2 separate regions of the Homo sapiens genome follow, and region 1 is linked to region 2. The links are chromatin loops, found by intact Hi-C in ENCODE. Cell type or tissue: MCF 10A. All regions are shown on one strand. Each heading gives the region's core, and the rest is flanking DNA. Links, peaks and the distances in the headings are about the cores only. Region 1 overlaps PITPNM3 (PITPNM family member 3). Region 2 overlaps PITPNM3 (PITPNM family member 3).

Evidence for each region. Hi-C counts contacts between places; a loop is a spot of excess contacts. Peaks named below come from ENCODE experiments on the same cell type or tissue, not always from the same donor. Only the 100,000 strongest peaks of a DNase experiment are listed, where the experiment ranks them.
Region 1: a loop joins it to region 2, with 11 times the contacts of the local background. A loop is called at or near these places in 2 of 110 quality-filtered maps.

The regions. Positions count from the first base shown.
Region 1 is chr17:6,516,161-6,531,612 of GRCh38, reverse strand. PITPNM3 (PITPNM family member 3) reads left to right here. Exons shown (of 20, transcript NM_031220.4): 3 at 6,150-6,257. Among named protein-coding and RNA genes, the nearest start is that of PITPNM3, 33 kb to the left of the region's middle. In MCF 10A, for the core only: no CTCF peak of the experiment used is centred there; a DNase peak (open chromatin) is centred at 8,062.
Region 2 is chr17:6,463,188-6,476,304 of GRCh38, reverse strand. PITPNM3 (PITPNM family member 3) reads left to right here. Exons shown (of 20, transcript NM_031220.4): 10 at 1,701-1,873; 11 at 3,478-3,648; 12 at 4,950-5,144; 13 at 5,897-6,045; 14 at 7,964-8,080; 15 at 11,534-11,650; 16 at 11,987-12,135; 17 at 12,424-12,573. Among named protein-coding and RNA genes, the nearest start is that of PIMREG, 25 kb to the right of the region's middle. RefSeq lists enhancers at 1,064-1,655, 1,656-2,248, 4,435-4,958, 5,991-6,491, 11,507-12,058 and 1 more. In MCF 10A, for the core only: CTCF peaks have their summits at 2,985 (motif pointing left) and 4,627; DNase peaks (open chromatin) are centred at 2,974 and 4,544.

The sequences.
Region 1 (15,452 bases), core at 4,384-12,383, 51 kb before region 2:
AGAGAAGGCCAGAGATGCAGAACTCAGAGTCCGTAGTGCAGGATGGATCCTCAAAATGGAACCATGCCTGGACCTTGAGTGAGCTCCTTATTGTGAGGGATGAAGATTGCTGGGTGACAGGTAGTCTGGCCAGAAGCCATGGGTAAGAAAAGCTTAGTGGACCAAGGAGGATGGGTTGACATGTTAGAGCAGCCCAGGTTTCCCAGGGTTCCTGGCTATGAAACGCTAAGTTCTAGAGAGAAAAATGAAACGGTCTTTTGAAGTCTTCATCCCTGAAAGGATGCAAGGTTGGGGCTAGTGCAGTCACTGTGGTATTGGTTGAGTTTATTTGGGATTTGGCTGGATATGCCAAGACTAGCTCACTTTGTGTTCTGTTTTTATAGCAAAATGTATGTCTTCATTTAGAAAATATCAGCTGCATCCTTCACTTTAACCTTAGATGGAAAGAATAATCCAATTATTTGGATATTGGAAATAATTGGAACAATATCCAATTATTTGTACCAGCAAACATCTAGGTACAAACAGAGGTGGTTTCATGAAATTAACTGCCAGGAGATAGTGTTACTGGGAGTGCCTTTAATTGGCAGGATCTCGATTCTTGGCCCAGCCCTTCCCCTGAGGTTCTGCATGGCCGTGGGCCAGTGGCACAGCTCTGTACCTGTAAAATGAGGATGCTGGGCTTCACCTGGAAGGATCTGTCAATGAGGCTCCCCATGGCCTTGCAAGGCTCTGTTGGCTGTGGTGTCCAGGTCCATTCCCTCACTTGAATGGGAAATACTTTTCTTTCGGTTTCCCAACCCCCTCCAGCATCTAAATAGCCCTCCCTCCATGAATATGCATAAGCAGGCCAGGCCCTGACAGTTGCAGAGACAAAAATGCCATCAGGGCCAGGAATGGGCTGGGTATGGTGGTGGTGGTGGTGGATCTAGGATTTACTCTCAGGGCACGTCTGGCACTGGGTAGCTGGATCAAGAGCAAAGCACAAGACTTGTCTCCTTCAGCAGGGCTAAGGGAACTCTCTGAGCTAGAAGCTGGAGGAGTCCTCCTTTCTGCATTTACCCCCATGTCTTTTGTGTCCTTGGTTTCTTGCTCTCTCAGTGGCCAGCCTGGCTGGTCCTCCCCTCCCCCACTCCCCAAGGTGGGAGGCTGGGGCCTGAGGAGCTGGGTTCTGTGTTGCGGAATCTGCTTGTGCCTCTAACTCCTGGTTTCCCATAGCAATTGGGAGAGGAAGGTAGTGCACGGCTAAATCATCCCATTTTACAGACGAAATTTCAAAGTCAGGGTCAGGTCTCACAGAGAATGGGGGGCACATGCCAAGCCTTCTCATTTTGATCTGAGCTTTCCCTGTGATCACTCAGCCTCCCGGCAGTTTCCAACCCCAAGGGTGAGAGAAGGGGGAACAGAAGAAAATGATATGTGTCCTCTGGGCATAGAGGACCAGGTTTCCATGATAGTTGTCACTGACTGTCTGCCCTCTGATCTCAGGCAAGTCTTGGGTCTCTGAGCCTCAGGTTCCTCATCTGTAGAATGGCAAGGGTAGAACTGTTTGTCTCCTGGAGGGAGTGGAAGGATGTCACCGTGGGAAGCTGCGTGATTATTCCTGGGCCAAGGAGCCATCACAGAAGCAAAGCACAGGTGTGCCACAGGCCCCCACTCTCCCTCTACCTTTTCCCCCATTGGGGGAGGGGAAGTGGAAAAGAGAACGCCATGGAACCAGCCCCAACATGTCTGGGGATGGGCTGTGTGGGGACTGCCCCTCACAAGGAAGAGGGAGTCATGGTATTGGCTATAGGGGGGCCATGGGGGCATGTGGTAGGCAGTGCAAGGTGAATGTGAGCAATCTTGTGGTCCAGAGCCCCAAGCAATGCATATCTAGGTCCTTGGAGAAATCCATGTTGTGGGCCTGATGATGAGTGGTACTGGATGGGCCATCTGCAGAATGTGACCAAGCCCTCGGCTCCATGAGCTGGAGGTGAAGCTTTCCTGGCATGAGACAAGGAGATTTTTTTTTTTTTTTGAGATGGAGTCTCACTCTGTCACCAGGCTGGAATGCAGTAGCACGATCTCAGCTCACTGCAACCTCTGCCACCCGGGTTCAAGCGATTCTTCCACCTCAGCCTCCTGAGTTGCTGGGATTACAGACACCCGCCCCCACGCCCAGCTAATTTTTTGTATTTTTAGTAGAGATGGTGTTTCACCATGTTGGTCAGGTTGGTCTCGAACTCCTGCCCTTGTGATTTGCCCGCCTCAGCCTCACAAAGTGCTGGGATTACAGGTGTGAGTCACTGCGCCTGGCCAAGACAAAGAGATTCTTTACTCTGGAGTCCTGTCAACAGTAGAAACAGAAGCTCCAGGATAGGAAGAAAGGCTTTCCTTATGGCATTGTAGGTTGTGCTTACAGGAGTAGAGTATAACCAGGTTTTGGTCAGGGTCAGAGTCAATCTGTGGTCAAGGCCAGGGCTATTGTGACAGTGGGTGAGGCTCAGCTTGGAGCTTAATCAGAGCTGGGTCAGGTCTCAGTAGGGTGAAGTACATGCTAAAACCATGTCCGAAGCAGAGGTCACCAGGATGAGAATTAGCATGCAGGAGACAGTCATCAGAAGGTGAAAAGCAAAATCAACCAGGGCGTTTATACAAATGAGCACGCTGTGGCCTCCACAGGTCCTGTTGGAGGCATGTCCTACAATGTGGGAAGCAGAGCAAAGACTTCAAGCTGAGCCCTGCAGCTCCCCTCTTTGCCTGAATGGCTCCAAAAGGAGATATTGCTGCTGCTGCTTCCGTGTGTATGTGTGTGTGTGTGTGTGTGTTCTTGTTGCTTCTCAGGGGACAAGCCAATTGTTGCCAGAGTGAAGACGTAAAGGCTGAGTGTGGGAGAGAAAGCATGTTGGGGAGTTGGGAGGGTGCACAGAGCAGCAGAGAGACAGGGATGGGCGGAGGGGCAGGGAGTGTGAGAATGCCAGAGAAGGTAAGATAAAGCAGAGAGTGAGAGGGAGCAGGAGGGAGAGAGGGCCACACACATATGCACACACATGCACATATGCACATACTCACACATGCATGTACACACTCACTTGCATGTACACACATGCACACAATGCATGTATGCACTCACACATGCATGCACACACATGCATGCACACACACATGCACGTGCACACGTGCACACACACATAGCAAGAGAGAACAGGGAGGGGAGGGAGAACACCCTTAGGGAGCAGGGGGCTGGAGAGATCCTGAGGACAGGGACCCAGAGAGACAAAAGAGAAATCCATAGAGAATGAGAGAGATCAAGAAAGAGACATACCCAGCCTGATAAGATGAGACCCAGAGAAAGGAAAGAGAGAGATGCTGGGGTGAGAAGAGAGCAAGGCAATGCATACGTGTTCCACCCAGAGAGAGATACGGATGTGGCAGGCAGCATGGGAGAGCTTGGGAGAGGCAAAGAGAACTACAAGGACCAAGAGAGACACAGACCCATAGAAAGGGGTCCAGAGAGCTCAGATCTGAGTGAGTCAGGGCCAGATGTAAAGCGTGAGAGAAGCACGGTGAGACTCTGGTAGAGAAGGACATATTTGATCGGAAACAGACAAAAGCCCAAAAGCCAAAGATGGAGCAGGGTTATACTGGTGATTAGGAAAAAGAGGAAAGTGGCCTGGGCCATGCAGGAGTAGGCATGCTCAGACCTCCAGAGCCCTGGGAGACCCCACAGGGTTCCAGTAGCCTTGCATAAACCACTGGGACAGGACTTATGGCACTGTAGAAGAAAGCTAGGATGTGCTGAGTGCCTGCTGCATACCTGGCTCTCTTAGCTTATGTCAGAGGTATTTCTATCATGTTTTTCACAAAACTGGATTCCAGCAGGAGGGAGGTTGTGTCTCACCCTGCACACAGTAGGTGCTCAGGAATCTATTCACCGTAGATTGAATGCTAGAATGAACAAATGGATAGCTCCATGCTTGAGTAACTGAACCAGGAGACAAAGAACTCAAGGTGGTAATTGGGCTGATCCTGATTACCTCACTCTACAGCTGGGGTAGAATGTCATAGGGGCCAACAACAGCAGGAGTGGAACCAAGAGTGAGTGTGGGGCATAACACCCATGCTCCTACTGGTGGTGGTGGTGCTGGTGATGATGATACCATCATGCAATGGCATCTCAGCCTGTGCTTTTACTGTGTGTGGGGCACTCTTACAAACACCTTTACCTGCATCTTCTCACTTAATGCTCACAACAATCCAATGACAGAGGCCCTACGATGATATCACTTTTAGATGAGGAAACTGCAGTTGTATTGCTAGCAGATGGTGGGTCCAGGATTGAAAAAAATCAATCTAACATGAGAATTGAGCTCTTAACCTCTTCATAATTCTGCTTCCCGAAGAATAATATCACCTCATATTTGTTTACAGCACCTTGACTTGCGTCGTATTTTCAAATTTGCTATATTATTTGTCCCCACAGCAGCTTGCTAGACAGAGCTATAGACCCTGAGTCGTTATTGTTGTTTAAAAGATAGGAAAGCAGACACAGTGGTGGAGGGTGTGGAAAAGCACAAAGCTCACATGCAGCAGGATCTGCACTGGAACCTGGTCAGGGCCCTGCCCAGCACAGAATAAACCAGTTCCCAGATGGAACACACTGGGCTCAGGAAATTGTCCGAATGTGTGTGGTGCCTGGCTGGAGTGTGGGCAGCCAATACAGGATGTCCAGGGCAGGCTATCAGGATGGCAGGATTTCAGGACTCTTGAAATAGTATACCTGGTTTTAAATCCTGGCTCTAGCCAGTGACCTTGGGCAAGAATTACTCAGCTACTCTGTGCCTCAGTTTCCTTGTCTATAAAATGGAGATAATAACAATTTTACCTTTTTTGTATTGTTTTGAGAATCGAGTTAATATTTGTAAAGCACTTATAATAATCTCAGTGTATGGTAACGGTTAGATAAGTGTTGTTAAGTCAATCAAATAGATACATAAAATAAGACAGGAGGAGATGTCCTAACCAGAATTGGGGGTCTGGTCAACTGAGCTCTTGAGTGAATCAGAACTCTGGACAGCTCCCAAAGCTTCAGATGCACCATATTGATTCCTTCTGCTAGGTAAAGTTCTTTGGCAGTGAAATGGATCTCAACCCTTTATTCTTAATTATCATAAGCTTGGAGATTGTCCTCAACACCCTTTGATGTCTGTTCTGCGAGGGAGGGCACAAAGCTCTTCACCAGAAAGGCACATCTGTTTTTCGGCAAAGTATGGGGAGGAGAGCACACATGCCTAAGGGTTTGTCTTTGAAGAAATGTCCCTTTGTAGGATGAGGGATGGTACCAGATGTGTGTATCTGATGTGTGGGACCCAGGGCCTTGTATTCAGCGTGGTTATGGAATATAGCCCCACTGATTTCTCCCAGAAGACTCACTATGCTCAGACAAGGAAAGAACAAGGATAGAGACAGGGTTGAGGGGAGGAGTGGGAGAGAATGGAGGAATTAAGAGGGTCATAAAGTTCAGATGGGGGCTAAAGGTTCCATACAAGTCAAAGCTTCCTTAGAACCGGAAGGTTTCTTCTCCTCCAGTTACTCCAGAGCTGCTTCTGCAGCACACAAATCCTCATCCACTCAACTCCTGGTGGTGAGTTACTTCTCATGTGATGACATCATCATGATTGCTCTCATCTATGAGCACCTCCTCTGCACTAAGACCTTTACATCCATTATCTCATTTAATCCTCACAACACCTCTGTGGCCAGATCCATTTTAGTGATGGGAAAATCGAGGGTCAGAGAAGTCAGTAATTTAAAGAAAAACTGCTTGCAAATGACAAGGTTTTGCTCTTTCTTCCCAAACACACTGACTTTCAAGAGATACTGCCATCAGTGCTAGGAATGGTACTTTCTATGGGGTTTCAGGCTTTTTGTTACTTTCTTTTGCTGTTGCACGTGGAGGCCCAGTAGGGTACAACAGTACCTTCTTTCAATGATAAATCTCTGCAAGTCTTGTAACTGTCTAGCTACAGACACCTTCAAGAGTTGAGGTGTACCTCAACTCAAGGAAGAAATAGGACAAGAGAAAATGTCCCTCAGACATAAGCTCCTGATAGGGCTACCTATCCCTAGCTGCACCTGCTTCTGCTCACCGCTGCTTCTTCCCACAGAGGAGATGGCTGAAGGGAAGAATGCCATCCTCATTGGGATGAGCCAGTGGAACTCCAATGACCTCGTGGAGCAGATCGAGACCATGGGGAAACTGGACGAGCATCAAGGTGAGACTCTGCTTCTCTCATGACCAGGATGTGCACATAGGTGTGTTGCAGGGGGGGCTGTAGGGCTGGTGACTGGGGCTGGGGCTTGGGCCTTCTGTGAAGAGTCTATCTGCCTTGGTTCCTCCTTCATAGCATCCCTGAATTTTGCCACTTACAGGAACTCTCATGGGGACTTCTGTGGGGTTTTCTGTGGCATAAAAGCTCCAGCCTACTTCAACAGAGCTTCCTTTGTCCACAGAATGACTACCCCAGTGGCACGGGTGGTTAATGGCAGGTGCCTGGGTCCAAGCTCCTTGGACTGCCAGGTCTTTGGTATTGGAATCTGCTGAATAAGGAGGGTGACAGTTGGAGGAGCCTTTGAGCAGGACAGGAGCTGAGGTCTAAGGGGAGAGAGAAGGACAGCAGTGAGAATCAGGATTTCCTTTGGTGGAGTTGTTGAAGAAGGAGTATATGGCTGGGGATTAATCCAGGAGGCTTTCTATGGAGAAGAGTTTTGACCAGGAGTTTGATCAGCCTACAAAGCAGGCTGATTCTTTTTGGCATCCATCTATCCATCTGTTTGGCTATTGTTCATCACTAACAGGCTCATTGAGCACCTACTGTGTATAAGTGCTTGGCAGGAGCAACCAAAGGTGATTCATCTGAGGCCTCTGTCTTGTGATGTGTGACACGTATAAGTCAAGATATGTGGATCAGGCTTAAGCTGAGGGTGTTAGCTCAGAAGGGAGAGGCATGACTTTCAGGAGGCAGGAGAGGGGATCCAGGAAGGGCTCCTGACAGTGAAGCAATGGGGCAAGGCTTTAAAATTCAAACGGACAACGTGGCTGAAGATGTCGTAAAATCTGAGCTCACATATGGGAAACTGAGCTCAGAGATCTTCAGCTGAGGGCTGTATTTGATTAATGTTACAATGGAGTGAGAAGCAGAGCCAGGGCTAGACCCACATCTGGGATGCAGGGTGCTAACCTCTGTACCTGTTACCCTCAAGTTGGTTTCTTCCATCCCTCCTTCCCCACCCCACATACCACTCCTCCTACTTTATTTCTTCTTCATCTTCTCTTCTCCTTCCTCTATTGCTCCTGTCATTCGCAGTCGTGCTCTGGCCCAGAGTTGCCGAGTGGGCAAGGCCATGCTCTCAGGAGGCATTCAGTGAGATGGTCCTGGCCCAGCCCACGGGAACGGCTGCCTTGGTAGTGACCATCTTGCCCTGTTCCTGTTCCTTTTCTCATCCCCATCCTTGCCTCCTTGGTTCAGAGCTCTCCTTTTGCCAAAGCACTCATCCTGAGAAATGGGCAGGCCTGGTGTGGTCATCCCATCTAACCAACAAAGAACCCAGGCTCAGAGGAGCCACGTCTTGCCCAAAGTCCCCCAAGCTGGTGGCAACATCAGGCTCAGATTCCTGGTCTTCTGATTCCCAGTCCAGGGCTTCACCTCCCGGACTGGACTAAGGCTTGGCACAGTTCTGGGCCCCAACAAAGTCAGGCTCAAGGAACCATGAGTCTGAAAGGAAAGGCACCCTGTACCACTGTCCCATCCACGAGAAGGGGGGGCTCTGACTCTGGCCCCCAAGGGCAATCCAGAGACAACTTACCAGTCGTCATAGCCATGTATCTGCCAGTGGGTCCTTTGCTGCTCTTTCCTTCATCCCAAGAACCCCAGAGGGGGCCTAGAAGGGGTCATGGATTCTAGGTCCTGCCCCACAATAGTGCTTGTAGCCTTGAAAAGACAAATATGGATTTGTACCATCCATTTGGCCATCCCCTTCCCATCCCCCATCCCCACTTGTCTGCTAAAGAATGTATGACTCAGACCCAGTGAGAGCTAAGGGCAGTCGGTCAGGTGAGCAAGAGGCAGAGTGAGCTGGGAGGGCACTGGAGGGCAGGGGACGAGGAAGCACAGCGGGAGGTCCAGGACAGAGGCAGAAGCTGCAGTGCTGGAGTCAGAGAGGCCTGGGTTTGAACTTCAGCCATGCCACTCCATGGCTGTGTGGTCAGGAAAAGTCACATCACCTCCCTGGTCTTCTGTTTCTTCATCTGCAGAGTGGAGGACTAGTAAAAAAGCTGTGATGATTAAATGAGATGATATTTGCAAAGTGCATTCGATAGCAGGTCATTCTTATAATGATGGAAGGGGGAGAAGCATGACCAATGTTGCACAAGTGGCAGCCCTCACAAATGCTTCCTGATGCTCATGAATGAAGGGCAGTGCTTACCTGAGTCCGAGGGTTGGTACTATTTCCTCCCAGTACAGAATGGGGAGCGGGAAGAAGAGAGGAGAGAGGGTAAGAGGAAGAGGAAACCAGCTGGATTTCCAGCTCCTTCCAAGTCCCATTCTCGTGTGAATTCATAATGTGAATTCCCACAACATGACAGAACACACACATTCATTTCAATAATCATTTATGGAGCCATCACAGGGGCTCAACCCTGTGCTCAATGTAGGGGGAATAAAGACAAGCAGGATGGCCTTGTCATTCCTGAGAAGCTTGCAGCAGAGTGGAAGCGACAGATCAGAGCCAGGGGTTACTATGCAGTAAGGCAGGCTGGGACAAGGCTCTGAGAGGCTCTGGGAAGTATCTTGGGGAAAGGAAGATCCGTGAACTCTTCCTGGAAAGGAATGCAATGGAAATTGGTGGCATAGACAGAGCAGATCCTCTTGTCTTCTTCAAGTTGCCTGCCCTTAGACACAGGACTCATTCCAGGCCCCCCTCCCCTGCCTCATGCTGGACGCTCTGGCCAGTCACACTGCCTCCATGGGTGCTCCAGCCACCTCGATGACAACTCCTTGCTCTATCTCCAGCCAGGACCTTTCTTCTGGGCTCCACACTCGCATTTTTGGTAACCTCCTGCTAACCTCTACCTGGATGTCCTAAAGACTCCTTATGCTCCACAAATTCCAAATGGAGCCAACCTTCTTCCCTTTAAGCCTGAATTCTGTTTTGTATTTTACCTTTTCTCTCCCTAACCATTTAAGTCATATATTTCATCAGCACTTTCAGACTGCTCTCATCCCTCCAGTTCTCAAGGGTGTTAATTCTGCTCTGTGTGTGTGTGTGTGTGTGTGTGTGTGCGCACACTAAATATACCTCATGGGTCTTCTTTCTCATTTGTGATTGTGAACTCATCTTGGTCACACATACCTCTCTTTTCTTTTTGGGGGAAGTCTTTTGTGCCCTAGGTTGGGAAAATGTCCTCATAAAGACCGGCCTTGTTTCCTGCTGGGCCTGAGTGTTTCACTAATCTTGAATATTTTATAGGCTAAATTTATAGTTTAGAGTTTCCATTCTACATGGGTGGTGTAAATTTAGACCCTACACCCAGAAGTGGCACAGGCTTAGGGTTTTAATTACTCATGTGTGAATTTTCTCTCTCACTGTCTGTGAATGGTTTCTTTGCCGCTTCCGCAAAGAAGGTTCTTTTTGTAAGTTCCTGTAAGGATGGAATGGCCCTTCAAGTGTCCCTGCTATAAAGTGGGTGCCACATCAGCTCCTTGCCATCCACAGGCTGAGGTCAGGTTGGTGGAGTTCACAGTGTGGTTTTTAGGCTCTGGCCCTGGAGCCTCTTTCTTTATTCGTCTGACTCATGGGATTCACGGATCTCCTCTATCTCAGCTTCTGCTTTCGTCTCTGGATTCCTTTTTTGTTTCTGGCACTGTGTATTATACATTTTTTATTTTAAGCTTGGTTATATATTTATCTTTTTTGGCAACATATTGCCCAGTATATATATATATTTTTTTTTAATGGAAAGGGATCCTTCAGCACCAGCTGAACACCCAGAAGCGTGTTGTTATTACTATTATTTTACAATTGTTCAAATATTATTATTTATTATACTATTATTATTTTTGCAATTGTTTGTCTTGTTATTTTTGTGTAACATTTCTTATTGTGGTAAAATATGCATAACATAAAATTTACCATTTTAACAATTTTTTTTGTTTTTGAGACGGAGTCTCGCTTTGTCACCCAGGCTGGAGTACAGTTGTGTGATCTTGGCTCACTGCAACCTCTGCCTCCCAGGTTCAAGTGATTCTCCTGCCTCAGCCTCCCAAGTAGCTGGGATTACAGGCGTCCGCCACCACCCCCAGCTAATTTTTGTATTTTTAGTAGAGACAGGGTTTTGCCATCTTGGCCAGGCTAGTCTTGAACTCCTGACCTCAAGTGATCCACCTGCCTCGGCCTCCCAAAGTGCTGGGATTACAGGTGTGAGCCATCACACCCGGCCCATTTTAACGGTTCTTAAGTATACAGGTCAGTGGCATTAAGTCCATTCACATCGCTCTGCAACCATCACCACCAACCATCTCCAGAACTTGGTCACTCTCTGCAACTGAAACTGTGCCCGTCAAACACCAACTCCCCATTTTCCTTTCCCCAGCCCTTGGTAAACATCATTCTACTTTCTGTCTCCATGAATTTGACTTCTCTAGGTACCCTACATATGTGGGATCATTCAGTATTTGTCCTTTTGTGTCTGGCCTGTTTGACTTAGCATAATGCTTTCGAGGTTCGTTCATCTTGCAACATGAATCAGTACTTTATTCCATTTTGGGGGCTGAGTAACTTTCCCTTGTATGGATATACCACATTTTGTTTATCCATTCATCTGATGATGGACGTTTGGGTTGCTTCCACGTTTTAGCTACCATGAATAATGCTGCTACAAACATTATAAATATCCACCTGATTTCTTAAATGTATTCTCATTGGAAAAAATCAAACACAACAAATAAAACCAAAGTCTCCTTTAGTTATTCCTTCAATTACAGACCTCCTTGTGGAGTTGATCAACGTATCTCTCTAGAGGTCGATGGTATTAGACATTAGTGCTGCAACTTACCTCTTCCCTCACATTTAACAGAAGATCTTGGAGAGCTTTTCATATGGGTATATATAGATTCACTCTGTTCTCTTTACCTGTACTATAATATTCTCTACTATAGTTGTACCATAATTTATTTAACCATTCTGCAGTGATAGACATTGGAATCTTTCATTGTTATAAGAATGCTTTATGGGTTTAAAGTATAAGCACTGAAAATTGCAATAGATACTGTCAAATGGTTTTCCAAAAAACAGTGCAAATTTATATTTGCACACCAACCATGGATTAAGTTAGCCATTTCCCCACAATGTGTTACCAGATTTGATATTATCAAACTTCAACATTTTATGTAATGGTCGGGTAAAAACGTTTTCTTGTTTTGCTTTGTCTTTACCCAGTTTCTAGTGAGATTGAACATCTTTTCATAAATGTGTTGACTGATCATATTTTCTTTCCTCTGAATTTCTTAAACATAATTTTTGCCAATATGCTATTGGATTGTTTATCCTTTTTATTGGATTTTAGGAGATCTTCATATATATTCTGGAAGTAAATTATTAGTCTGCTATATATTTGAAATATTGCTACTTTGGTGACATTTCCTGTTGGTTCTAATAGTTTGTCAGTTGATTCTCTTGGGTTTTTTCTAGTTACAGCATCACATCATTTACAAATCTTTTCTTTCTTTCTTTTTTTTTTGGAGACAGAGTCTTGCTCTGTCACCCAGGCTGGAGTACAGTGGTGTGATCTTGGCTCACTGCAACCTCTGCCTCCTGGGTTCAAGTGATTCTCCTACCTCAGCCTCCCGAATAGCCAGGATTACAGGCGCCCGCCACCATGCCTGGCTACTTTTTATATTTTTAGTAGAGATGGGGTTTCACCATGTTGGCCAGGCTGGTGTCGAACTCCTGACCTCAAGTGATCTGCCCGACTTGGCCTCCCAAAGTGCTAGGATTACAGGTGTGAGCCACTGCATCCAGCCTTGTTTACAAATCTTTTTTTTTTTTTTCTGAGACGGAGTCTCACTCTGTCGCCCAGGCTGGAGTGCAGTGGCGCTATCTCGGCTCACTGCAAGCCCCGCCTCCCAGGTTCACGTCATTCTCCTGCCTCAGTCCCCCAGTAGCTGGGACTACAGCTGCCCGCCACCACGCTCAGCTAATTTTTTTTTTTTTTTTTTTTTTTTTTTGAGACGGAGTCTCGCTCTGTCGCCCAGGCCGGACTGCGGACTGCAGTGGCGCAATCTCGGCTCACTGCAAGCTCCGCCTCCCGGGTTCACGCCATTCTCCTGCCTCAGCCTCCCGAGTAGCTGGGACTACAGGCGCCCGCCACCGCGCCCGGCTAATTTTTTGTATTTTTAGTAGAGACGGGGTTTCACCTTGTTAGCCAGGACGGTCTCGATCTCCTGACCTCGTGATCCGCCCGCCATGGCCTCCCAAAGTGCTGGGATTACAGGCATGAGCCACCATGCCCGGCCTACAAATCTTAACAGTTATATTTTTGCCAGCATTTACTCTCCTTTCTTATTTTTCCTTTTAAACTGCATTGCATGGGATCTCCAGGTCAATGCAGAGTGACAAGCGGTAGCGGGCTTTCTGGTTGGATCCTGACTGTAGTGCTGTGATGGAAACGTTCCAATGTTTTACCAACAAACATGGCCCTCGCCCTAGGATTCCAGAAATGCCCTTCATCAAGTTGAAAACAATTAACTTCCGAAAGTTATGACTTCTTTCTCATTCCCCTCATTGTTCATTTGTGTTTTTCCCCATCCCTCCATCTTTCTCTTTCTCTCTCATTCTTAGTAAGTTTTGCCAAAGGCTTACCTATTTCGATGGTCTTTTCAAAGAAATAGCTCTTACTTTTATTAATCAGTTCTATTGTCTACCGTTTTCTCTACTTAGTTTTTGTAAATTAACATTGCTTTTATTTCATTAATTATTTCCTTCTACTTCCTTGGAATTTATGTGATTTGTGCTTTTCTATTTCTAGAGATAAGAGCTTTTTAATCTTATTTTTTAAATGACACACGCACTGTTCCCTTCCAAGGGAGGGTCCTAGCAAGGTTACCTTTTTTTTTTTTTGCTTTTTTACCCATTACCTTTTTTTGGTAAAATTTATAAAAGTAAGCTTTTTTGGGGGGATAATCTTTTCCTTAAAAGGGGACCCCAAACTTGTATAACCTCAGTCCCCAGAAAACCTGCATCCAGCCATGTTGGACACATTCCACAGGGTTTGGATAAGTAGCCCCCTCACTGTCCATCATGTCTACATAGTTCAAAACCTCCACGTTCTCCTCTTTACCCAAAGAGCTGTTGAGAGCCATGTACAAGAATCCTGACAAATAGATTTTTTTCTTGTTAATTAGCAATTTGATTCCACTATGATCGGACAATGTGACCCTAACGTGATATCTTTTTGAAATTCTTTCTTGTCTAAACCCTGGTCTAGTGTGGGTGTGTGAATGTTCCTTATGAGTTAAAAAATATATACATTATCTATATACTGTATATGTTGGGTTATAAATTCTCTATAAAATTAAAGATATTATCAATACAGTTTTCTCCTTCCCCTTTTCTTGTTTTTTATTGACACCATCAAATTTCTTATATACCTCCTTTTTTTGTAGTTCTAGAAACGTACAGTTTTAACATACATTTGAAAACTGGTATTTTTGGCCAGGTACAGTGGCTCATGCCTGTAATCCCAATACTTTGGGAGGCCGAGGTGGGAGGATCGCTTGAGCCCAGGAATTTGGGACCAGCCTGGGTAAAGAGAGTGACTCCTACCTCTACAAAAAATTAAACAACTAGCTGGGTGTGATGGCATGTGCCTGTGTTCCCAGTTATTCTGGAGGCTGAGGTGAGAGGGTTGCTTGAACCCAGGAGGTTAAGGCTGCAGTGAGCCATGCTTGCTCCACTGCAACCCAGCCTGGGTGACAGAATGAGCCCCTGTCTCAAAAAAAAAAAAATTAAAAATAAAAACTGGCATTTTCTACCAGGGTTTGGATTAAGTCAGTAGCTCTATCTATGCTATCCCTGAACAGGGAAGGATGTTTGTACCTTTTTTCTTCCTTCTCTTCCTAACTCCCCAGCTCCCATGGCCCCTGGCCATTTGGTTTCATGTTGCCAATTCTCATTTCAACTTAATGATTAGTTTTGCTGTTTTACTTTTGGGGAGGGTTTTGTTTTCTCATCATGGTGGCTTTGGCAGTGACAACTCCTCCGCCACCTCCCCCTCCTTCTCATTCTATTTGGGTTAAGTATTTTGAGCTATGATTTATATTCAGTAAAATTTGCCCTTTGTAGCATATAGGTCTCACTGCTACTTCCTCAATTTCCTGACTTCTTCTTGGATTTACTTTCTCTTTTCACTAGAATGTCTCTGCTAGTAATTCTTTCAGGTAGGAACTGTGGATAGCAATTTTCTAGGTCCTTGCATTGCTAAACATGTCTTTATTTTGCTTGCTCATTTGAATGTGAGCTTATCTGCCTCCATTATCACGTTCCCAACTATCTCTGCAGCTATTCCTCCATGGCCTCTTGAATTTAGTGATGTTGGTGAGAAGTCTGAGATAAATTTGATTCTCATTCCTTTGTGAGTAATATGGTTTTTACTCTTCCTGAAGATTTACGTTTTTAAATTTTTTTTTCTTTCTTTCTTTTTTTAATAGAGACAGGGTTTCAACATGTTGCCCAGGCTGGTCTCGAACTCCTGGCCTCAAGTGATCAGCCCACCTCGGCCTCCCAAAGTGCTGGGATTACAGGCATTTGCCACCATGCCCAGCCTTTAGGTTTTTTACATCTTTAGTCCTTGTATTCTGAAATTTCAAGCGACGTTTCTGAGTAGGTTTTTGTTGTGGAGGTGTTTGTTGGTCATGCCATACCTGGCTGTGCTCTTTCACTACTGTGAAGCCTTCTTTTCATGATTTCTTCAAGTATTTCTTTCTTTCTTTGTTTTTTTTTTTTTTTTGAGGCGGAGTCTGTCTCTGTCGCCCACGCTGGAGTGCAGTGGCACCATCTCGGCTCACTGCAAGCTCCGCCTCCTGGGTTCACGCCATTCTCCTGCCTCAGCCTCCCGAGTAGCTGGGACTACAGGTGCCCGCCACCACGCCTGGCTAATTTTTTTGTATTTTTAGTAGAGACGGGGTTTCGCCATGTTAGCCAGGATGGTCTCAATCTCCTGACCTCATGATCCGCCCGCCATGGCCTCCCAAAGTGCTGGGATTACAGGCATGAGCCACGGCGCCCGGCCAAGTATTTCTTTCTCTTCCAGAGACTTTTCTAACCACACGTTACCTTGTTCTTCTTATTCTTATTTCTTGGTCCTTGGTGGGTTCTGAGAATATGCTTTGACTCTAACCAACAGCTCACCC
Region 2 (13,117 bases), core at 1-8,000:
CCTTACCCAAGTGATAAGTATCATGAGGTCATTACAACATTTGGAAGATAATCATCTCACCACCCAGAGGGAGCCAACAGTCTCATTGTTAACATAGAGACTGTTTCCTTCTACATGCTTTTAAGATCGTTTTATTTTAAAAAAACCCTTTATATTGTGATCTTTTCCTGATATAATTAAAAATACTTGATAAATATTCTTAATGGCAATATAATGTCGAATGAATGGATATCAGTTTACTTAATCCCTATAATTAGGCATTTTGGCTGTTTCCAATTCCTTAGCAGTATAAATAGCCCTACAGTGAACATCTTTGTGCATAAACGTTAATGTATATATTAGGGTGATTATATTTGGATGGATTCCTGGAGGAAGAATTATTAGGTCAAAGACTCTGCACATTTAAATCTCTGAATGTTTAAAGCCCCGCTGACAGATGATCCTTTAGAAAAGCAGCTACCTTCTAGTGAGGCTTGCAAGGTGAAAAATCTCAACAGTCCTGGCTCATCCTTGAAAAATCCTTTAGGAGAGCCCCAAATTTGGAGAGTGATGAGAAGTTGGAGGCTTCCAGGAGCTGGTCTGACACAGCCAGCTTTCCCCTCTGGTGTAGGGACAGATGGTGGTTTCTTTGGCAATTAAGTAGTTGGCATGTGTTTAGGGACCACGCTGTACATGAAATATGTATTGTTAAACATCAGAGTCATCATCTCACTGTGAGATGCTCACACTGCAAGAGGCAGGAGGGAGTGCGGAGACTGAGGATTCAACTTTGCAGACTCGCTCACTCCTGAGGGTGGGGCACTTGTCCACATGATTTCAATAGCTCTTTCTAAAGTTTGTTCTCCTCTGACTCAAGTAGTTTAGTTGCTTTGCATTCAGTTAATCGATTCACTCTAAGCTGCAGCTAATGGCTAGCTGGAAGGTCAGGGAGGTGCCCAGGTTTCCTTCTGATTCTCAGCGTCCTACTCTGGGTCTGTGGCTGAACGTAACTTGGATTCTTCCCGGGACAGTGGGCACCTGGGTTGGAAATGGTTGGAATTCTGTGTGTCTCACATTTTTCTCCTTAAGCTCTGCTTCATCTGTGGGCTGGGGCTGGGGGTGGGGAGACCAAGCTGTTTGCATCTGTGTCTGCGGGTTGCCTGGAACAGGAATTACGATGAAAGCCCTGATCCCAGCAGAACAGAACTGACGTTAGCCAGCTGAGTGTTGGGCAGGCTGGGCTTGTCTGGTACACAGTGCAGGAATCCTCAGTGTGGCCAACACAAAGCCAGCATGACGAGGCAGGCCTGCCAGTGTGTAGGATGCTCAGGCGCCCCAGGTGCTCAGCCTGTTTTTGTAAGTAACATTTGATTGGATCCCAGCCATGCATATTTAATCACTGTCCATGGGCGCTTTTATGCTGCAATGGCAGAGTTAACTAGATGCAATGGAGACCACACGGTCCATGTCGTCTGAAATATTGACTCTCTGGCCCTTTGCAGAAAAAGTTTGTTGATTCCTTTTCTAGCCAAATATCAGCCAGGCCTTGGTGGCCAGTGCTGACTGTAGGTGGTGTGCAGCCGGTGGACTCTCAGCCCCGCCCCAGAGATGGAGGGTTGGGCACTTCACGCTCAGAATTCAGGCTGCGCTGCTGTGTGAACACTCCCGCATTCTCGGTCCTTCCCTGACCTGCCCTGCCCTGCGTCCTCCTCCCTCCGCAGCATCCACTCCAGCGTGCTAAAGGATGAGTCTGAGACCCCGGCGGCTGGGGGGCCGCAGCTCCCTGAGGTCAGCCTGGGCCGCTTTGACTTCGATGTGTCCGACTTCTTCCTCTTCGGCTCGCCACTGGGCCTGGTCCTGGCCATGCGGAGGACGGTGCTGCCTGGGCTGGACGGTAGGGATGGTGTGGGCTGGGGCCTGAGGTGCCTGTGCGTCACTAGGGCCACCGTGTCAGGGCCTCAGAATGAGGAGAGTGAAGTCGGGGACAGGGGCAGGGAGGGTCACAGAGTTGGGATAGGTGGAAAGAGAGGAGAGAGGGTGGGGAAGAGGAGGGAGAGAGGAGCAGCTTCCCTCCTGACACAGGGCGAAGGTGAGGCAGCTTCAGATGGATTTCACTCTCCATGTCAAGTGCCCCTGGCTGCTTTGTGGCCTCATTGTCCGGTGGTCACGCCCTATGGGGAAGAGAAGACAGAATATTCAACCTCTTGCCTCCCACCCTCTCCTTCTCCTGTACTGAGGCAGATACGACTGCCAGGTTGGTCTCACCACCCACCCCCGCATATCCCCAAGCCCACCTCAGGTGCCTTTGCTCATGCAATACCTGCAACCTTTTTTTTTTTTTTTTTTTTTGAGATGGAGTCTCACTCTGTCACCCAGGCTGGAGTGCAGTGGCGCGATCTCAGCTCACTGCAACCTCTGCCTCCCGGGTTAAACCAATTTTCCTGCCTCAGCCTCCCGAGTAGCTTGAAGTACAGGCACCCACCATGACGCCCAGCTAATTTTTGTATTTTTGGTAGAGATGGAGTTTCACCATGTTGGCCAGGCTGGTCTCGAACTCCTGACCTCAAGTGATCCACCCGCCTTGGCCTCCCAAATTGCTGGGATTACAGGCGTGAACCACCGTGCCCGGCTAATACCTGCAACCTCGAATGCCTTTTCCTGCTCCTCTAAAATGTACACACCAGGCGATTGGCACCAGCAGGCATGAGGGGTGGGGAGGGTATCTGTGACTCTTAAGGACAGAAGTACAGACCGTCTGAGGCTGCAGGGCACCTTGGGTATCCACAGATCCATGCTTTTGGCCAAAGCTTACTGACAAGCTACAGTATGGAACAGATAAAGTGGGTGGTAGAAATGGAGGCGAGGAGGCAGAACCCCATGGCTGCCCTCAGTGTCGCTAATGAACCCTAGGGCTCCCTGGATGCTGGACGGTCCAGTCCCTGTTCTAGGAGGACAGGGAGGCCCGCCGATGAGGTGGATGCCTCAGTGGAGACACCTGCTGGTCAGCGAGAGAAGTGTTCCACCAGCTCTGGCAAACCTGGAACTCTAGCAGCAGGCCTGGGAACTGAGTGTTTATAGCCTTGAGGCCTGTGGAAGGGGCAGCTGACCTGCCTGAAGGAACCTGGGTTGGCTTCCTAGGTCAGGTGGTAACTGAGTGAAAACTGGAAGAATCTAAAGGAGTTGCCCCGTGGAAATGGGGGAGGGAGGGCCCACAAGGAGAAGGGATGTTTTGAGCAAAGGCTCAGAGAAAGGAAAGCTGCAAGCCTGATTGGGGAAGGGCAGCTGTGCAGCACGGCTGCAGTGCTGGGTGCCTGTCACTGCGCTCCTGGGTGGGGAGACAAACTGAACGTAATGGCTTTGTTCCCGTGGGGAGCAGGGAGCCCGGGGAGGCTCTTGAGAGGGGAGTAGGCTACTCCAGGCTGCATTCCAGGGAGCCTCCTAGGGCCCAGGGAGCAGGTACTAGAAAGTGGCTTCCCTCTGTCTTCCCACTCACCCCAGGCTTCCAGGTGCGTCCTGCCTGCAGCCAGGTCTACAGCTTCTTCCATTGCGCAGACCCCTCTGCCTCACGGCTCGAGCCACTGCTGGAGCCCAAGTTCCACCTGGTGCCGCCTGTCAGCGTGCCTCGCTACCAGAGGTTCCCACTGGGCGATGGGCAGTCCCTCCTCCTCGGTAGGTTCTTGGGGGTGGGAGAGAGTGTGCTGAGCTGGAGGTGGGGCCCCAGCCCATTCAACCCCTCCAAGCTCTCAGTGAGTAGGGTGACTCACCTGAGCAGGGGCTGTGAGAACAGAAGGTTAGCCGACTCCTCTGTCTTCAGAGTCGCCCACCTGTGCTAAGCACCTGCTTGTCTGAGGCATCTTGGGGCTCAGAGGCCCCCAACAGGCTCCCGGACACACTCCTGTGGCCAGGGCTGGTGTAAACTTGAGCTTTCAGAGCTGATGGCGGGTCCAGGGATCCGTGCTCCAATCTATTTTTTTTATGAGTGCCCAGCCTGGACTCTGAAGGGGTAGGGCAGAGAGTGTGCCATCCTGGTGGGCTTCATGGAAGAGGTGGCCTTTGATTAGGGTCCAGAGAGGGGAGGTGCATTTGGGCAGGTGGAGAAGAGCTAGAGGATGAGGGTTGAGATCTTCCAGGCAGGGAGAACAGCAGGAGCGAGGGCAGGTGTTTTGGCGAAGAGCCAGTGGCCTCCAGGGTCAAGTGGGGTGAACCGGGCATGGACCGAGTGTATCGTCGATGGGAGACCTGTAATGGACAGTCAGCAGCTTGGAAATCGGAGCCTTGGCTCCACGCCCTACTTGAGGAAATTTAGCCTAAGCCTGCTCAGAGGTTTGCGTCAGGGATGGGGGAGTTGTGCATGGGGCCGATTCAGGATTAAAAACCATCCCTTCCTCACCCCTAATTCAATGGAGCCTTTATTTCCAAATCCCTGCCTGCCTGGAGCTTCAATAGGTCGGCTAGGCTGGAAACCTCCCTCCCCCATGGATCCCTCTTTGGTCAGGGGACTCCCCTCCCTCCCCTGAGGCTATCCTAGCTCTCAGGCTGGAGTCCCCATTCCCTTCCAGAGGCAGCCTCAATTCTTTGTGGCGCAGGGGAGGAGTTGGATAAGAGAGGATATGGCTATGAGTCACTCCTGGGACCTCAGCTGGTGCTTTTGGGGCAACGTCCCAGAGGCTCCCTCTGCAGCTTTATTGGAGGTAGGGGTGATGGCTGGGACTCCAGCTTGTGTCTGCATAACTCACAGCTGCAAGGAGGTAAATGCGGCAATATGCGGTGGCAGCGGGGTCCCTTCAGGCCCAGGGGACTGGTGGGGTGGGCACAGTGAGAGGGGCAGGTGCCTGCTGGGCTGGCAAGTGAGCAGAGCCGGGGCTGACTCCTCCAAGTGCCCAGCCTCCCTCCCAGCATGGGGCTGGCACTGAGTGGGCAGCTCTGCTGGAGACACGTGACTCAGCCTGACCTTGAAATTCCCCCTCCAGCTGATGCCCTACACACCCACAGCCCCCTCTTCCTGGAGGGCAGCTCCCGGGACAGCCCGCCACTTCTGGATGCCCCTGCCTCGCCCCCTCAGGCCTCGAGGTTCCAGCGCCCAGGACGGAGGATGAGCGAGGGGAGCTCCCACAGCGAGAGCTCGGAGTCCTCGGACAGCATGGCACCCGTGGGTGCCTCCCGCAGTGAGTGAGGTCCTTTTGGGGCCCTGCCTGGATTCGGGGGAGGGGAACCTTCCTCTGGGTGTTTGCTGGGCCACTGCTAGAGCTGCTGAGGGCAGGCCCTGGGATAGGGAGAAGGTGAAGGAAGTCCTGGGGGCTTGCTTCTGCCTTTAGAGAGCTGGGCGTCTGCTGATGGAGACCTGGCATCGGTCCAGATCCTCACTCTGGCCCCAAACTGAGCTCTGACCTTGGAGGAACCTTGACCTCTGACCCTGGACAGAGCCCTGAACTCTGACCCTGCCTCAAATCAGAGCTCTGACCTTGAGGAGAGCAGTGACCCCTGATCCCTGACAGGGTCTGAGCTTTGACCTCAAACAGAGCCCTGACCTTTGACCCTGGACAGGGCTCTGACCTCTGACCATTAAGGAAGTGCTGAACCTTCCAGACATAGACTCAGCGCCAACTTCAGGCAGAGCCCACTGGGAACTGCCACTGAGCGGCGGCCCTGGGTGAGACTGTGGACGTCTCTGTGGGTCTGGCCCTCCTTCCTGGGCATGGGCTTGGCACGCACATCTTAGGGGAGGGCTGGTGGGTTTTGAGAAGGAAGGAGGAAGAGCAGCGCGTTCCCCAGGCCTCCTCCAGGCCAGGGTGCTCCCGCCCAAACCCGTGCCCCACGTGGGGCATCCACCACCAGTCTGTGCAATGGGAGACCCCGCTGCCCCTCGGGTGAGGCCCCGGGCCGGCCACGCATCCTCACCTTCCTCTCCGACCCACAGTCACAGCCAAGTGGTGGGGAAGCAAGAGGATCGACTATGCCCTGTACTGCCCTGATGTCCTCACGGCCTTCCCCACCGTGGCCCTGCCCCACCTCTTCCACGCCAGTTACTGGGAGTCCACAGACGTGGTGGCCTTCATCCTGAGACAGGTACTGCTGCCGCAGTCGCGGGCCTGCCCACAGCCACCCCAAGGGGGTACCGCCCCTTCTCCAGCTGGAGAGGAGGCTATTCTTGCAGACACTGTTCAGCTTTTGGCCTTGATCCTAAGAGCATGAGGAAGGCATTGGAGCACCTACGTGAGTGGGGAGTGACATGACCAGAGAATGGGCTTCATAAAGACATTGGCTCCTGGGTGGCTGACGGCATGGTACACTCTAGAAAATTAAATATAAACTACGCAGGAGAGTGTCCCAGTGTTTCAACTTGGAGACTGGAGTAGTCAGTTCCCACTCCCCACTGAGTCTCAATGTCCTCGTCTGCAAAACAGAAGGTATAGCAGAAAGGCCGGCGCCAGAAGGAGAGCCTGGTGGGGAGGGAGTCTGGGGAGCTGGTAGGGGTCATGATGTTCATGAACAGCCGTGATGGCCAAGGTCAGGGGTATGGTTTTATATTGGGTTCAACGGGAAGCCATTGCAGGGCTGTGAGCAAGGAAGAAATAGCAACTGGCTTGTGTTTTTTGAAGGAAACCCTGAGGCTGAGGCTGCTGTTTTCACGGCAGGAGAGGAACCATGAGGCCTCTTGTGAGGCCAGTGCAGGGGCCCAACTTAGAGAGGAGGCTTGGAGTAGGACAGGGGGTGGAGGTGCCACAGAGTGGCAAGATTTGCATTACGGTGAGAGCGCTTGTGGCTGTCTGCGTTGTAGGAGAAAGACGGGAGCCCAGTACGTCCTGTTTCCCACTTGAGTGACTAAGGTGGTTCTGTGTCCTGCACGTGCGGAAGAGCAGGGCTGGGCAGGGGGCGGAGGAAAGTGAGTTTTGTTTGTAGGTTCTTGGGGGTGGGAGAGAGTGTGCTGGGCTGGGGGTGGGTCCCCAGCCCGGTGGCACCCAGGCCAGGGTGCTCCAGCCCAAACCTGTGCCCCACGTGGCACATCCACGACTGTCTGGGTGTGTGAAGTGTGAGCTGCCTCTTAGTTGCTGGGACGGAAGGGGAGTAGAGGAGTCTGGAACTTAGAGAAGACATCAGGATTCCAGATAAAAATGTGGGTGTCATCAGAGCTTGGACGGCATTTACAACTGGCGATGAGTGCCAGACTAAGGGTGCTCCTACAGAGAGGGAAGTTCAGGGATGAGTCCTGGAGCTCCCCCAGGGAGAGAAGGAGAAGCCACTGAAGGAGAGAAGAGGACATCCCTGAGGTTGGAGGACCCAGAGAGTGTAGGGAGAGGACCCCTGAGATAGGCGGGGTGGGAGTCACCGGGGCAGTGGCAAGAATGGCTTCCGTAGAGGAGTGATGGAGAAGAACCCTGACTGGAGTGGGTGGAGGAGAGGGGGCAGGTGAGGAAGGGGTGACAGCATATGGGCTAAGTCCTCTGTCAGTGCTGCTGTGAGGGACAGCAGGGATGTGGCGGTCACTGGAGAGGCATGAGGAATCTGAGAGAGTATTTTTTAAGATGGGCAGTATTACACGTATTTGAATGCTAAGGAGAGTGATCTAGCGGAGGGAGTCTAATCAGCTCTGCGGGATTGGGAGGGGAGCATGGCTGGAGCAACGTCCTCAAGAAGCAAGGAGGGGCTGGGATCAGGACTCAAGCCGGCCTTAAGAAAGGGCCACCTTGTTGTAACAGAGGGAGGGCAGAGAGTGGGGACAGATAGAGGTGGCTGCCAGGTTTGGGCACAGCGGGGCAGAGACTTCTCTCAGGAAGGGAGCCAGCTGGGAGACTGCTCTGGCCCCAGCTATCAGGACAGGAATGCAGGTCCCGGGGTCTGCGGCCTCCTGACGGTTCCAGGCTGTGAGGTTGGGGGGTTGCAGGGGCAGGGCCCAGCTGGCCACAAGCTGGTGGGCACTGACACCCTGGGAGGGAAGCAGAGAAGCCAGAAGACCTGACCGGGGCCCTGCTCGGCTCTTGGCTAGGTAATGCGCTATGAGAGCGTGAACATCAAGGAAAGCGCCCGCCTGGACCCTGCAGCACTGAGTCCTGCCAACCCCCGGGAGAAGTGGCTTCGTAAGCGGACTCAGGTCAAGCTGAGGGTGCGTGCATGCTCAGTTCGCATGTGGCTGGGACTGTGTCCTCCGGGAGGTGGGGCTGGCCCGGGGGCTGGGGCATCCACATGGGAGGTAAGCGCTTCAATTTGTCCTCAGAGCTCAGCACCCAAACAGGCTGGGGCTCACACTCAGATGGAGCCCAGGCACTGCAGCTGCAAGGGTGTGTGAGTTGCTTCCCATGGCCTGGTTCCACAGGAGCCCTGAGGGCAGGAGTCCAAGACACTAGGGTTGGTGAGGAGATACCAGTTATGGAGCAATTGCTATATGCCAGGCTACAGTAGATGTGGACTTGAATCAGAAAGAGTCCTGGATCTCAGTCACTTACCATTGAGTATGGCCTGGTGTGATATTTGATAGAGGAAGGTACAGATTAAGACAAAGATGGAAAGAAGGATTGTAAGGGCAAATCATTCAGGGCTTCTCTGAAGAGGCTCCTCTGTGGGGTATTGAAGGATGAATAGGAGTTTGAGGTGCATAGATTTATTTATTCACTCAACAAACGATCATCAGTGCCTACTCTGTCTCAGTCATTCTGCTAGAGAGTGGAGCACAGGGTTGTACAGACACAACCATTGCTATGGTAGGCATCTCCAGTCTGGTGAAAAGACCAGACATGGACCCCAAGAACAGTCCTAAAAGGTAGAAGGAGATCAATCCTTCATGAACCAACTCTTTTTTGGTAAACATATTTATTGAGATAAAATCCACATATTCTATAATTTACCCATTTAGATAGTACAATTCAGTGGATTTTAGTATATTCACAGATGTGTGCAACCATTACCATGGTCAGTTTTAGAGCTTTTTCATAACCTCCAAAAAGAAGCTCTGTACCCTTTAGCTGACACTCCCTCACTTGCCCCAGGCAATCAGTAATCGACTTTCTGTGCCTGCAGATTTGCCTATTCTGGACATTTCATTTCGATGAAATGATGTAATATGTGACCATTTGTGTCTGGCTTCTTGCACTTAGCGCACTGTCTTCAAGGTTCATCCAACTGGTCGCTGTGTCAGAAATTCCTTTCTGAGGCTGAATAATATTCCGTTGTATGGAGATGCTACGTTTTGCTTATCCATTCACTACCTGATGGACATTTTTTGGGTTGTTTTCACCTGTTTTTTTTTTTTGGTTTTTTTTTTTTGTTTTGAGACGGAGTCTTGTTCTGTCGCCCAGGCTGGAGTGCAGTGGTGCAATCTCAACTCACTGTAACCTCCCCTCCCTGGTTCAAGTGATTCTTCTACCTCAGCCTCCCAAGTAGCTGGGATTACAGGTGTTCACCACCATGCCCGGCTAATTATTTTATTTTATTTTATTTTTTGTATTTTTAGTAGAGATGGAGTTTCGCCATGTTGGCCAGGCTGGTGTTTTCACCTTTCGGCTACTATGAATAATGCTGCTATGAACGTCCATGTATAAGTTTTTGTGTTTTTCATTTCTCCTGTGTTTTCATTTCTCTCGGGTAGATGCCTAGAAGTGCAATTTCTGTATCAAATGTTAACTCTATGGTTAATCATATAGGGAACTGCCAGACTGTTTTCCACAGTGACTGTACCATTTCACATTCCCACTGCAATGTATGAGGATTCTGATTTCTCCGCATCTTCAGCAACCCCTGTTATTATCTGTCTGTTTGATTCTAGTCATCCCGGTGGGTGTGACGGGGTATTTCATTGTGGTTTTGATTGCATTTCTCTAATGACTCGGGATGCCGGATCTTTTCAGGTGCTTATATTCATGAACCAGCTGCTCCCTCTCCCCTGACAGTGCACCTGTAAGGGGGCCTGCGTTCCCTACTTGGCTGAGTGTCTCCAGGGCAGGGCCCACGACTAGTTTATCTCAGGGACCCCATGCAGATGAGGTGTCTGCAGATATTTGTTGGATTGAATTAAAATGCATGGGAATTGAAAGGAGGTTGAGAACCTGTCTTTGAGGAGTCCGAGGAGTGTTTCTTGGCGATGATGGCGCTGAGTCTAGTCATAGCGAATGGGCTGGAATGTGGGGGAAGAGGGCCAGGGCCAGGGATGGCACCTAGAGCCAGTGTGGGGGGCGGGACAGCGGTGTGAGCAAAGGCCTGGAGGCTGCTGCAGAGCCTGGCAGAAAGGACCAGAAGGTGTGGATGGGGAGCAGCAGGAGACAGACTGAAGAGGTCGTTCAGGCAAGCCTTGGAAAGCTAAGCTCAGGTTCCGGACTCTACGCAGAGGGCAGTGGGGAGCCCGGGAGGGTGTTAGTAGAGCTGTGCTTTATAGAGACAGAGGATCTGTTGCAGGGACTGCCTTTGAGGAAGGAGCTCCATTAGGGAGCTGTTAGCAGCATCCAGGCGATGTGGCTGTGCGAGAGATGAAGATGTGGCCAGTGCGGTAAAGGAGTGGTCACTAGATGGAGAGACTGGGGTCTTGGAGGCCAGGCTGGGAGTGGGGGCTGGTCAGGGCCAACACAGGCTGCAGAATGAACTGAAACCAGTTCATTGATAAATGAAGAAAAATAGGGAGGTTGAGACAGTCACAGATAAAATGACGCAGCGTCCAGGATTGCTCCAGGATAATCCCGGTGGGGCTGGGGCCGAGGCTGGGGAATTGGGCAAGGGAAGAACGAAACCAGGATGGCCACGAGTTTGTTGCTAAGTGGTGGAGCAGGTGCTGGGAACACGAGGCTTTGTTACACTCTTCTCTCTCTCTATGCTTGTGCATTTGAAATTTTATCTTAAAAAAAAAGACAGATAGTAAATACTGTTGGATGTGAGCTGTGATGTAGAAGAAAGAACCAAAAGTGACCAGGCAGTTTCCAGCCCGGGGATCTGGAAGATAAGCACAGGCTGTGAGGCCAGTTGTCCCCTCAGGGCCGAGCAGAGTCAAAACAGAGAACGGGCCAGGCACGGTGGCTCATGCCTATAATCCCAGCACTTTGGGAGTCCGAGGTAGGCAGATCACCTGAGGTCGGGAGTTCGAGACCAGCCTGATCAACACGGAGAAACCCCATCTCTACTAAAAATATGACATTAGCCAGGTGTGGAGGCGCATGCCTGTAATCCCAGCTACGCAGGAGGCTGAGGCAGGAGAATTGCTTGAACCCGGGAGGTTGCGGTGAGCCGAGATTGCGCCATTGCACTCCAGCCTGGGCAACAAGAGCAAAACTCCTTCTCAAAAACAAAAAACAAAAAACAAAACAAACAAACAATCAATCAAACAAAAAACACGAAAGCAGAAAACGTACAATGGCAGGAAGCCCTGTGCACCTTGAAGACAGCGTTTGGGGGACTCACGGTCTGTTTTTCTCACACGTTCCCTGGGAACACATCTCTGAAACTCTAGCAGAAGTTAGTAGAGAGACATGATTCAGCAAGCTGATATGCCTCCAGCCAGTCTGAGGAACACTGCAATGATAAAGCAAGGTTGAGCCTCCCTTGCAAGGGCTGAGCCAGCTTCTTTCTGTCCTTCCAGAATGTCACGGCTAATCACCGGGCCAATGATGTGATTGCTGCTGAAGATGGCCCCCAGGTCCTGGTGGGGCGGTTCATGTACGGGCCCCTCGACATGGTGGCTCTGACTGGAGAGAAGGTACCTGGGGCTGGGCCTCCCCTCCTCAGCCACTCCACCTGCACCAGGTGCCTCATGGAGCCACATAGCGTGTGGGGTGAGGGTGTCAAGAGGGCCGAGCTGCCTGGGGTGGAAGCACAGGGCCAGGAGCTACCCACCTGCTTGGGCGGGCCGGGAAGGGTGAGCAAGGAGGAAAGGATGGGCTCAGAGTATCCAAGGACAAATGAGGAGCCAGGCTGGCAGGAGCCAGGGAATGTCAGGCAGGGACCTCAGCCCAGAGTTCCCCCGCCCAGCCCCTCTGCCAAGCCTGTAGCCCCTCAGCCTTCAGGGAGTCCCTGACCCCCTTCACTGCCGCAGGTGGACATCCTAGTAATGGCAGAGCCATCCTCAGGCCGCTGGGTACACCTGGACACAGAGATCACCAACAGCAGTGGTCGCATCACATACAATGTGCCGCGGCCCCGGCGCCTGGGGGTTGGTGTCTATCCTGTGAAGATGGTCGTCAGGTAAGACCCAGGGGCCATTCTCAGGGTGGTTTCTCTCATTTCTATGGCCCTTCCAGCCAGGCCTGTCTAGAGGATGGGGTCCTTGGGGTTCTTTGTGGGCCCCCATCTCTGTCTGCATGGACAGAGGTGGATGGGAGAGGTCACCAGCCGTGGCATCAGGAGATGCCACCCAGGTGCTCTCTGACCTTGACCCAGACTGAGCTCTGACTGCAGCTACAGGCTGACCTCTGGATTCCGGCTAACGTCTGACCCTGACCTCACGGCTGACCACAGGCAGGTTTCTTTCAGGGGCGACCAGACCTGTGCCATGAGCTACCTCACGGTGTTGCCCAGGGGCATGGAGTGTGTAGTGTTCAGCATTGATGGGTCCTTCGCGGCCAGCGTGTCTATCATGGGAAGCGACCCCAAGGTCCGGCCGGGTGCAGTGGATGTTGTCCGGTGAGTGCCACCTTCCACGAGGGCTATATCTCCCTGGGGGGCAGGAGCCAGCAGCCCTGGGGGAAATATGTTGTTTTTCTGATTTGCTGTAGGAATTCTACCGGTCTCTGGGGCTGCGAGCTGAGAAGCCCTGGCTTTACCTCCAACAGTAATTTATTGAGTATCCTTGGGAAAATTTCTCCTGCTTTCTAGACCTCAGCTTGTCTGTTTCTTCCTCTCTCCCTCCCTCCCTCACTTCCTTCCTCCCTCCCTCAATTCCTTCCTTTTTTCCTTCTTCCCTCCCTGCCTCCCTCCTTCCCTCCCTGCCTCCCTCCCTGCACTCGTGCACGCATCCGCTGCTTTCTGAGGCCCCCTGTGGCTGGGCTGTGTGCTGGGCACTGATGCAGAGCGAGCTCTTAAGTCAGAGGACACTCAGAGTCTGGTGGGGAAAATAAGTCACAGGCATGAGAAACTGTAACCCAGGACTCCAAGTGATCAGAACCTCGAGAGTAGGACAGATGCCAGGCACTGGAAGTTCCTGGGGGCTGGAGACTGCCCTGCCTCA